3 separate regions of the Homo sapiens genome follow, and all the other regions are linked to region 2. A link is a contact called in ENCODE Hi-C data. All regions are on one chromosome and are shown on one strand. Each heading gives the region's core, a stretch centred on a gene start or an enhancer-like site at or near the end of the contact. The rest is flanking DNA. Distances are from core to core; before and after follow the strand shown.

The links. A loop is a pair of places that touch in the nucleus more often than their neighbours do. Pooled maps may share reads with other maps.
Region 1: a pooled map shows a loop between it and region 2 (28-fold over the local background). The contact joins the promoter of FBXO21 here to the promoter of PLBD2 in region 2. A Hi-C loop is called at or near these places in 6 of 50 pooled maps.
Region 3: a pooled map shows a loop between it and region 2 (8-fold over the local background). The contact joins the promoter of CORO1C here to the promoter of PLBD2 in region 2. A Hi-C loop is called at or near these places in 5 of 50 pooled maps.

The regions. Positions count from the first base shown.
Region 1 is chr12:117,189,056-117,192,635 of GRCh38, reverse strand. FBXO21 (F-box protein 21) reads left to right here and starts at 2,166. Exons shown (of 12, transcript NM_015002.3): 1 at 2,166-2,418; 2 at 3,274-3,409. The coding sequence starts at 2,180. RefSeq lists silencers at 1,950-2,009, 2,050-2,149, 2,430-2,479 and an enhancer at 2,950-3,039.
Region 2 is chr12:113,357,332-113,361,232 of GRCh38, reverse strand. PLBD2 (phospholipase B domain containing 2) reads right to left here and starts at 2,646. Exons shown (of 12, transcript NM_173542.4): 1 at 2,343-2,646. The coding sequence starts at 2,632. LOC105369989 (a long non-coding RNA gene) reads left to right here and starts at 1,723. Exons shown (of 3, transcript XR_945346.3): 1 at 1,723-1,903. RefSeq lists an enhancer at 1,388-1,887 and silencers at 2,223-2,282, 2,333-2,832.
Region 3 is chr12:108,728,892-108,732,879 of GRCh38, reverse strand. It overlaps CORO1C (coronin 1C), which reads left to right and starts at 1,362. Exons shown (of 11, transcript NM_014325.4): 1 at 1,362-1,451. RefSeq lists an enhancer at 688-1,491 and silencers at 1,104-1,613, 1,804-2,083.

The DNA of each region.
Region 1 (3,580 bases), core at 917-3,416, 3.8 Mb before region 2:
GCTACCGCATCCGGCTCAAGGATTTTTTCTATACCAGCCACTGTTCTATGCCCCTCACATGAATTTCCTCATTTAATTCTCATGACAGCCCCAGGAGACAGGCATTATTATTATTAATTATTATTCCCATTTTACAGATAAAAAACTGGGCCTCAGAAAGGCTAAGTAACTTCCCTAGTCAAACAGCTGGTTAGACTATCGCAATCAATAGATAATTGAGAATCTGCTCTGTGCAGGGCATGGGTCAAGTAACTAGGCTTCTAGAGGTGACTCAGACACAGTCCTAGCACTGAACTCCCTTCAGATTTAGTGGGAAAGATGCATGTTGAATAGTTGTAAGTTAAGTAATTACAAGACTGCAAAATGCTGGGCAGGAGCCATATCTGGTGCTGGTGCTGGGGCGGGGGAAGGGAGAGCATTTGGAAAGGTTAAGCTGAGCCCTGGAGGAAGAGGAGGAGCTACTGGAAGGGGAGGACTGCATGAAGTGCCTTGCAGGCAGCAGGAATAGTATATGTAGGGCCAGAAATGGGAGGAAAGAGATGACCAGCCTTGCTGGGGTATGCATGGCTAGTGAGAGAGAAAGACTTCAGATAGGTAAGAAGAGGTGGAGTTTGTTGCTTTGCAACAATGTTTGGGATGTCACATTCATTTCTACGGGAAATAGGGAGCCACAGATGGCTCAACGCCATCCATTGAGAGTCACTTTACTAGTTCAGCTCTCTCAGGGCATCTTGATTTCCAAGTTGCCAGGAGTACTTCATTGGACCCTCCATGTACTGACAACAGATCCTTCTAACTGTAATTGCACTTTGAGGTTTTGAAGCAAAGACTCCATTTTTCTCACCCCTGTATCCCCAGGGCACACAACACAGGGCTTTGGCACTGAACTAAACTGATTTTTTTTTTTTAATGTGCAGATCCTGAGACTACCCTCCCAATCCTGAGTGATAACTCCCGCTTTGAAGACTCAAATCCAGGCTTTAGCACTTTTGTCTCTGTAACTTTGAACCAGTGACTGCCACCTGGAAGAACTTTGCCTTTTCTGTAGAATAGGTATAACTGTGGTACCTATTGTGGGAGGTCAGACTATGCTCCCCAAATATGAAGGATTGTTGAGCTGGAAACAATTAAGAAACCAGTACAGGAGAGCTCTCTGCCTGCCCTCTATTAGCCTAAAATCAGGGCACACATTTGAGGATTATTATTACTCCCCTACACCATCATAGAGGGCTTCCCATAGCACCCACTCAAGAATATTGTTATTATTACATCATATGGTTAAGATTACTGACAAGCAAAAGTCAAGTGGATCTGAAATAGAATCCAAGACAAGGGGCTGGGCGCGGTGGCTCACGCCTGTAATCCCAGCACTTTGGGAGGCCGAGGTGGGTGGATCATTTGAGGTCAGGAGTTCGAGACCAGCCTGACCAACATGGTGAAACCCTGTCTCTACTAAAAATACAAAAATTAGCTGGCTGTGGTGGCGGGCGCCTGTAATCCCAGCTACTCGGGAGGCTGACGCAGGATAATTGCTTGAACCAGGGAGGTGGAAGTTGCAGTGAGCCGAGATCACGGCCACTGCACTCCAACCTGGGTGGTGGCGCGCGCCTGTAATCCCATCCGCACGGGAGGCTGAGGCAGGAGAATCGCTTGAACCCAGGAGGCAGAGGTTGCAGTGAGCCGAGATAGCGCCACTGCCCTCCAGCCTGGGTGAGAGCAAGACTCCTTCCCAAAGGGGGAAAAAAAATCCAAGACAAGGGATCCTGAGCAAGCCCTCTCACTCTCCGAACCTGTTTCCCCATCTGTAATATGGGGAGAAAGTTCGCAGGGTAATTCGGAAAGGTCCAATGCGCACAGAAAGCGCTCAGCACGCGTGAGAATAGATACCATTTTTATTTGTTAATTTTAAACATTAATTACGTTTAAAAGAATCAGTGCTACTATTGTTGTCCCGGACTAGAGGCGGCTTGCGCTGCCGGCTCCAAGCACAGAGCCCAATTATGTCCTCCCTTTTGCGGCGCTGCCACCCGCGCAGCCCCCAGCCGATGCAGGGGAGGTGTGGCCCGCGGATGGGCGGAGCGATCTCAGGACTCGCCCCCAAGACCAGTAGGCGGGGCCAGGCGGGGCGCCCGGGCACTCTCGCACGCGCGCGCGCGGCGGCCCCAGGTACGCGGACAAGATGGCGGCGGCAGCAGTCGACAGCGCGATGGAGGTGGTGCCGGCGCTGGCGGAGGAGGCCGCGCCGGAGGTAGCGGGCCTCAGCTGCCTCGTCAACCTGCCGGGTGAGGTGCTGGAGTACATCCTGTGCTGCGGCTCGCTGACGGCCGCCGACATCGGCCGTGTCTCCAGCACCTGCCGGCGGCTGCGCGAGCTGTGCCAGAGCAGCGGGAAGGTGTGGAAGGAGCAGTTCCGGGTGAGGTGAGCCAGCGGCCCCGCGCCCCGGCTGCGCGCCCACCGCCCCGCGCCCCCCGGGGCCGGGCAGCCGCCCCGCTAGCTCCCCGCGGCCGCCCCGCGCGCGGACCCCACCCCGGACCCCTTCCCGCGGACAGACAGACAAAGGCCTCCAGGCCCCGGACCCTGCGGGGCCACGCCAGGCGGACCCCCGGGTCCCCAAATGGCGCATCTAGGAGCGCCTCGCAGCCGGGTCCTCCGTCAAGGGTGACGCTGGCGGCGGCGCGGCTCGTCCCTTTTGCGCGCTTCTTTTGTGCCCGACTTCGGGCTGAAATGTTTACATGGACCCAGTGATGCATCGATCGGGCGGGCGCAGCATCCCCGGGCTGGTTGTGGACGGCACAGATTTCAGCGTGGCCCCAGGATGAAATCTGGCCCTGCACACTCCCTCTGTGACCTTGGGGGGAGCGACTTCCCTTTTTTTGAGCCTCGTTCATAGACTTTGAGTGGTGGTGATCATTAGACCTACCTTTCACCGTGTTTATTAAATTAGATGATGTCCGGGAGGCACGCACGCAGGGCCCCGGCTCCTAGGAGGCGCTCAATCAGTGCTCACTGTCATTGTCATTATTATTATTGTTGTTGTTGTTACAACTGTCCCCATTTTAGAGATGGGGAATGGAGACATCATTCATGCCGCTACGCCAAGGTCACACCGGGAGTGAGTGAGTGAATGCTGGTGGGGTTTTGAACTAGGTCTCTCGCCGGGGTCCCTCTTACCACTGGACGCCACTGCTGTCCCTGTTTCCAAGGCTGCCTTGGATTCGTGGCCGCCTGCCTTTGAGTTTCTGTTAAGCTGAGGGGGTGTTTCTCTCCTCGTAGGTGGCCTTCCCTTATGAAACACTACAGCCCCACCGACTACGTCAATTGGTTGGAAGAGTATAAAGTTCGGCAAAAAGCTGGGTTAGAAGCGCGGAAGATTGTAGCCTCGTTCTCAAAGAGGTTCTTTTCAGAGCACGTAAGGATCTGTTGATGTGGCTCTAAGCTTTGGCTTGCTGGTGTATGTGTCTGGGTCTGCAGGCATGAGCTCATCCAGCTCTTTTCGTATCTCCCTTTTCAATGCTCTCACAATCCCTTACTCACTTAGATGGCTGCAAGAGTCATTGTGTCCTTTTCCTCCTATCCAACA
Region 2 (3,901 bases), core at 1,397-3,896:
ACCAGGAAGGAGGAGGATCCTAATTCTGAGTGAACAGAGGCATCAAATCCCTGCCCCCACCCTCCGAAATAAGACACAGAGTCCCCCACAGATCAGAGATTCTGCTGATCAGGAGCCAGGACACCCCCTATGGCTTTCTTTCATCTGACCCTGAGTCCTCAAGCAGCTGTCTCTGAGGACCTCAGTTTCCTGCCTATAAAATGGGGCTCGCTTTATGGTTTTCCCTGCATCAGAGCCTCAAGGGCTGGCAAACTCAAAGGGAAAGGGGCATGTGAGCGTAAGAGGAGGGGATGAGAGAGGGTGCCGAAAACAAGCCAGAAAGTCCAAGATGGGCAGATCACCTGAAGTCAGGAGTTTGAGACCAGCCTGGCCAACATGGTGAAACCCCATCTCTACTAATAATACAAAAATTAGCCGGGCATGGTGGCACACACCTGTAATTCCAGCTACTTGGGAGGCTGAGACACGAGAATCGCTTGAACCCAGGGTGGGGAGGTTGCAGTGAGCCAATATCGTGCCCCTGCACTCCAGCTGGGCAACGGAGTGAAACTGTGTCTCAAAAAATAAAATACAAATAAAAATAAATAAACAGTGCTTTCTGTGACCCCAGTGAATTTCCATGACCCTTTTGGTCCTACCTTGATATGAGGGAACATGCTCAGAGAGGTGAAGGGATTTGCCCAAGGTCACACAGCAGAGGGGCTGAGCCTGGAAGAACTTTCCATCCAGCACAATCAAGGAAGCCTTCTCTCCACTTCCATGTTTACCATAGTCAAGAGCAACACAGCCCAGGAGGGGCCTCCAGAGGCCAAAGCCCCCTCCCCATGCTGGGCCTCGCTCCTGCCCCTCCTCGCCTGAACAGTTCTGTCATGTCCTCTTGATTCTGCTATGCAGGGCCAAAAACATGAGTGAGTCAGCAAAGAACGGGTCACCAGATCCAAGAGTCCCGGCAGCCCCCGAGGCCAGCCACAAAGCTTCAGTTCCCTCCACAGATGCCAGCTCACTCTGTGGCCTCCTCTCTCTGGGAGCCTTCCCAGATTTACCCCAACCAGTGCCCCTGTGTCTGTGCAAATATCTCCCCCAAATCTCACGTCTACTTGATGTACCCCCCAAGTGCCACCAGAATGGGGGTGTCCTCGGCATCCTGTGTCTCCCTAACACCTGCAGAAGCCAATGGATGCCAGTAAAATGGATAGGGGCTAAAGTGGGAGGAGGCCCTTTCTGCTGCAGGGGGCAGTGTGGTCTGAGCACAGACCACATCCTGGGCACATCCTAGTGCTAGGGTTCCCTAGCATCATCTGGACACTAGGATATGACGGATGCACCCCGGGTTCCCTAGGATCCCCCAGCACAGCCTGATCCAGCGTCTGGGCCCTGCTGACAAGGCTTTGAAGCTGATCCTTCCCACTCCCACTGACTCTGATTTCTCTTCTATCGCTGTCTGTGTTTCCCACTGAGTAGAGACAGCTGCTCAGCTGTGTCCCTAAGGCCAACCATCAGGGTAATGAATAAATGAATGGGCACAAGCCCTTGTACAGAACTTGCAGCACATGACCACCCAACTAGAGCACATCCTCAAAATCTGGGCCACAGATGGGGAAACGGGAGCCCAGACAGGCGGAGGAGTTAGGTGAGACTCACACATCAGAATGACAGCCTGGGTTCCAGCAATAAAGATGGTGAGCATGGCTGCCAAACACGGCATCCAGCCAAGGACTTCCCCTTGGACCAGGACACAGAAGACAAGGGAGGAGCAGAGCCCTAGCAGGATACTAAATGGGTCTATGTGACTTTAGGGACCCTCTGCTTTTGGACTAGCCTGGAACCCAGGTTCAGTCCTGCTGACCTGGCACTGGAAGGGAGGCAGGGTGCTGGCACCCACGAGCAAGCCACAGCCAAGCAGGTAAGAATTAGTCTCCTGCTGAGTTCTCATCACCCCTCAGGCCTGGGGACAGGGGGCTGGCCTCCATGGGGTGAGGAGGCAAAGTCTAGGGAAGGGAGCAGGTCCCCGTGAGGATAGAATTTACCCACCAGCCATGGACCTGATCCAGATGCAGGCACTGCGGCCTCGGTGGTAGGGAACTGGCTTCTTGGGGACAGAAGTACTGTCACCACTGGCTGAAGGCAAGGGACTGGCCCCATGAGGTGAGGGATGCCGCAGTAGCCAGCTCCCAAACAGGGTACTTGGCCCGCAGGGCGGTGCTGCAGCCTCGGGAGTAGCTGACCCCCAGAGAAACGGGCGTTCCCACCCGGCAAGAGGCCGGTCCCGGGAACAGGCGAGGTCCGGCGCCCACGCATCCCCCTCCCCCGATGGCCCCGCGTGGGGATAAGCCAACCCTTACCCAGTCTCGCGGATGGCGTTGGTGAGGTTGGCCCAGGCCACGGCGTCAGGGTGGCGTCCGTCCACCATAAGCAGCTGGCCCGCCGAGACGTCCAGGAGCACCGAGCGGCTGCGGGAGGCTGGAGGGACCTGCCCATCGCGCGCCCAGCGGCCCCCCGGCGCTGGGATCGCCCCCGCCAGGCCGCTCAGGAACGGCCCGACCAGCAGGGCCAGCACCAGGGCCAGCGCCAGCGCCCGCGTCAGCGCCCGGGCCAGGTGGCTGCCGGGGTAGCAGTACATCTGGCCCACCATGACCGCACAATGCTGCGCCCCGCAGCCCGGGTCACGTGACTGCGCTCTGCCATGGGCGGGGCCGAGGGCGGGCGGGGCCGGGCTTGGGCTGAGCCTTTCCGGGATGGGAGGGGCTGGCGCGAGGGGAGGCCTACGGGGCGGGACCCACCTTAAAGAGCCCGGCCGCCCCTTCCACCTACGCAAACCCGGTTTAGCACACTTCCCCAAGTTTTTTTTTTTTTTTTTTTTTGAGACAAGACAAAACCTCCATATGTCGCCCAGACTGGAGTGCAGTGACGCGATCTCGGCTCATTGCCACCTCCGCCTCCCGGGTTCAAGCGATTCTCCTGCCTCATCCTCCTGAGTAGGTGGGATTACAGGCGCGCACCACCACGCCCAGCTGATTTATGTAATTTCAGTACAGACGGGGTTTCGCCATGTTGGCCAGGCTGGTCTTGAACTCCTGACCTCAGGTGATCCGCCTGCCTCAGCCTCCCAAAGTGCTGGGATTACAGGGGTGAGCCACCGCGCCCGGCCAGATTTATTTAATGGTATTTGCCATTTATTTAATACAGTTATCTAATGCAGTCTTTATTCCAACTTTTCCCATTGTCCCTCAAATACCCTTTTTACATGTGTGTGGGAAAAAGCTGTCTAACTACTACTCAAAACCTAGATGCCGTCGGGCGCGGTGGCTCACGCCTGTAATCCCAACACTCCAGGAGGCCAGGGCGGGCGAGTTCAGGAGTTCAAGACCAGCCTGGGCAACATGGTGAAACCCCCGTCTCTACTAAAAATACAAAAAAGTAGCCGGACGCAGTGAGGCGCGCCTATAGTCCCAGCTACTCGGGAGACTGAGGTAGGAAAATCACCTGAGCCCGGAAGGTCGAGGCTGCAGAGAGTCGAGATTGCACCACTGCACTCCAGCCTGAGCAACCAGAATGAGACCTTGTCTCAAAAGAAAAAAAAAAAAAAAAAAACCTAGATGCAATAAAAGATTAATGCATTTGACTGTATAAATTTTTTAACTTTTTCATGTCAAAAAACTCAATAAGCAAAGTCAAAAGACATCTGACAGACCAGGAGAAACTATTTGCAACATATATCATATATATACATTACATATATATATGTATATATATCTCAACATATATCATATAATATATCAGGAACTCTTAAAATTTGAGAGGGAAGGCCAGGTGAGTGGTTCATGCCTGTAATCACAGCACTTTGGGTGGCCAAGGTGGGAGGAATGCTTGAGCCCAGGAGTTTGAGACCAGCCTAGGAAAC
Region 3 (3,988 bases), core at 113-2,612, 4.6 Mb after region 2:
GCAAAAAGTAATGCCACGATCATGGCTGCTAATATGATCTCATGGAACCCTGTGAGGGAGGGGCTGTTATCCCCATTTTACAGATAAAGAAACTGACCCTTAGAGAGGATAAATAATTTGCTGTGATAGCTGTCTTAGTTCAGGTCAAGCTTGATTTAAATAACACACGTTTCTGAGGCTGACGCTTAAAATAAAAAATCCCCCTGTGAATGGCAAAGATGCCTTGCTTTGGGAAGTAAATAGCCCTACCCCACAGTCGGTTCGGTTCCCCAGGCTCTGTTTCCTCAAATCTCGGTATTTCAGAGCTTGGTGTTTCAGAAAGGGACTTTAGCTATTAACAGGACAACTTCTTCATGCTGAAGATTAGGGGACTCAGGCCCAAAGAGGTAAGAGAACTGTCCCAGGTCACACAGTCTGACGGCCGCAGAGCTGAGGCTCAAATTCCCGTGCTCCGACTTTCAGGCCTGGGCCGCCGAGTTATTAAGGGACTCTGGCCAGGGAAAGGAAGGGAGGAACCCTGAAGTTTCCATTCCCTCACCTGCGAAATGGGGTCAATCACGGGCCCTCTTTGGGGTTACGTGGGTGTGGCCCAGCCCAGGGGCGGCCACTCTGCACTAGGAATGTGACAATGGACGGTTCAGGGAGGGCTGGAACGTCGGCAGTCCTCAAGGGAGGTGGTGGTAGGGTGTGACGGAGCCAGGGCGGAGCCTCGGGAGCCAGAGGCGTGGATTCGCGAATTCGGGGCGGGGCTTGGGGTTTAAACGTTGAGATGGGGTAGTGGGCGGGGCTTGAGATGCTAGGAATAGGGTTGCGGTCCTTGGGCGGGGCTTCTGGAAGACGGGGCGGGGCTTTGTGAGGCCGCTGGGCGAGTTCTGAAGCAGTGGGAGGGGAGCCGGGCTTAGGGAAGCAGGAGGCTGGTTTAAGGACTCGGATAGGCAGTGCGCGGGGCTCAGAGGAGCTAATGTTCCTGTATTGAGGGGCTCTGGGGGAATCTTTGAGGAGCCAGGGGACGTGGCCTTGCAGAGCCTAGCGGGTCAGTGGGCGGGGCTCTAAGAACCCCGCTCCGGGGTCTAAGGAGCAGTGGGCGTTGCTCGGAGGCGCCTGTGGGCGTGGCCCTCTACCACTCAGATGACTGGAGAGCGGGGCGTGCGCTTGGGCACCGCCTGCATCCCTCGGTGCGACCAGAGGGGGCGTAGCGAGGCGTGGAACGTGGGGTGGGAAGCGGGCTTCCCCTCCGGAAGTGGGCGTGGCGCACAGCGGCCCGGCAGCCCTGGTTGGGTCCCGCGCGGCGCGGGGGCGGGGCCTACGCGCGGTGGCGGGGGCGGTGGCGGCTGCCCGCGCCCCTCCCCCGCACGGCGCTCAGTGCCAGGCTGGAGGCGGCAGCGGTTGGAGGCTTCGCCCGGCTTTGCAGCGGGGACTTCGGCGGCGGCGCCTCAGGCACCTCGGCCCGGGTGAGCGGCTCGCGCCCGGCGGGGGCAGCCTGAGAGCGAGTCGGGCGGGCGGACCTGTCCTCTGAGCATGTGCCTGCGCCGCCTGACAGGAGCCGGCGGGGCGAGGGGCAGGGCTAGGTGGAGGGGACAGTGCTGGGTGGGCGCGCGGGGCGCGGGTTCACGGGCTGGGTTGCAAGGGGTTAGGGCCGGGGGCTGCTGTCGGGGGCTCGGGGAAAGGGAGTTGGGGACCGAACCAGGTGGCGTGGGGAGCGTGAAGCAGGGTCCCTGTGGGGAGGAGGCTTTCGAGGTCCGGAACGCTCCTGGCCGGGTGCGGAGCCGCGGGCCGAGGTGGGACGAGGCTGCCCAGGGAAGGCTTTTAGGGGTCAGGGATCGCCTGCTTGGGCGAGGTGCTGGGAGGGAAGGGCTGCTTCGGGCGAGGCGTAGAGCCCGGGGGCTCCAGGCCTGGGGACTGGGTTTGGGCCGCCCCAGGGAACGAGTGGGTGGGGGCGGGTAGGGGCCGGGCTCACGTGGGGCCGGGGCGAGCTGGGCCCTGCGTCGGGAGGGGCGAGGGCGGCCGCCTGGCCTGCGGGTTTCCTGGCTTTGGGTGCGAGACCAGCTCTGGGCCCTGCAGATCTCGGTTGGGGGTCAGGCGGGGCGGGGCAGAGCTGGAGCTGGAGTAATGTGGGTGGGGGCGGCTTGGGAAGAGGCTGAGCCCGGCCAAGGGAGCAGAGGGCTGGGACTGGCTGGGGGTTGGGAGGGGAGGAACGAAGCAGGAAGGCTGTCGGATCGGGGGCCCAGGGTGTCCGAGTGAACTGGGTGATTCAGAGGTGTGTTTCCCTAATAGCGGGGCAGCTGGCGAGGGACGCAGTAAAAAGGAGCGAGGTGCAGGTGGGGCCCCGCTGCGCCGAAATGACTGAGGATGAGGTCAGACGTGGAGGGTGGGAATGCAGAAACCGAGCTCTCCCGCCTGTCCCCACCGGCGCACGCTCCCCAGCTCTCCGTCTCTCAAATGATTTGAATGTGTTGGGGGAAGTGGCAGGCTGCGGTGAGAGCTGAGAAGAAAGGGGCTTCCTCTTGGAGGGAGGCGCTGGCCCTGGCATCCTTTTTTGGGAGTGTTCAAAGGATTTTGAACGCTGGAAAAGGAATCGTAGGCTTTACTGCATCACGATTTAGAAACACATCCTATATTTGGCCGTAATGTAGGCTGCCCTTGTTTTGTGGTGTCTAAAGTGCTTGCTCTACATGTTGCAAACGTGGGATTCAGAGTGCGAAGCAAATTGCAAGTTGTTCATTTCCCCCGGCATGGTAAGATACAAAGGCTTTTCCCTCCTATAAGACATTTGAAAAGAATTGAATGTAGTGCGCGTTTAATAAACTGGTCCTGGGTGGCGAATATATTTACTTTTGGAAATAGTTACCACAAAATATTAGGCCCTCTTACCGCAGCCTTTCTGCCTGGGATTACATTCTAAAACAGTACTTGTAGGGCTCTTAGTCACTCTATATAATAATGCATCTCATTGTCCTTATCTGGCAGAACGTTCTCCTGACACCAGGGCCTGCTGGAATAGACAGAAACATGATTAAGTATAAGCAGTTGCTTTGTACCGTCTGTTCAGTTGTGAAGGCAAATAGATACCTGTTTAATATTAATTCACTTTCTGCATTCCCTGTAAAACTGAAGAAATGTGCAAAATCTATTTTGGACTTGGTTCTATACATTTCAGATGATTTAAGGAAACTAGTATTTTTGGTTTGGAGGTATGTTTCACAGTCATAATGTTTGGCTATGAAGCATAATAGTAAACATTGGATCTGAGAAATCGCATAAATAAGTAGGGAAAAAAGTGAAATAAAACTGAGAATTGTGTTGTACCTTAGGTCTTGAAGTGCAGTGTTTCGTGGTGGAGGTTAGTCGTGTGTACTGAGGATTGGACAAAGATTTGGTATAAACGTCAGGAGCACACATTTTTGACAAATATAGAACCTATCTTGTCCATATTTATTTTGATTACTTGTGGAAGGTACATTAAAGCCTGATGAATTTTAATAGATACATACCGATGAAACATAACTGCACACAATATTGACTTTTTCATGATCCTTTGTTACTTTGCCTGCAGATTGTGCTAATCAGCATTTATACTTATTTATATATAGTTTAGGATTAGATTCGGTGTCAGTGAATAGCATTTTTTTAAACACCGTTGGATTTTTTGATAAAAGTTTTATGTTTAACTTATCTGTCACTTCTGGGATCCACTCCAACCATGAGGAAGAGAGTCACTCTAACGACTATGAGATGGAATGTTCAAAAGGATGAATATCAATTCTTAGTTATATAAGTGGGTATGTCGACGAGTCTCTTCTTTATGATGGCAAAATTTTAATTTCTCATATTTTGATTTGTCACAAACTGGTACTTTAGAAACATATTATTAATTGGTCTGTTTTACCTTTGACCTCTTTTCCAGGGGTGGGGCAATAATAAATTTGAGAGCTACTTGCATTTTCAAGGTACAAATCCATGTGATAAAACCTCTTAAGCTTGTTTTCCA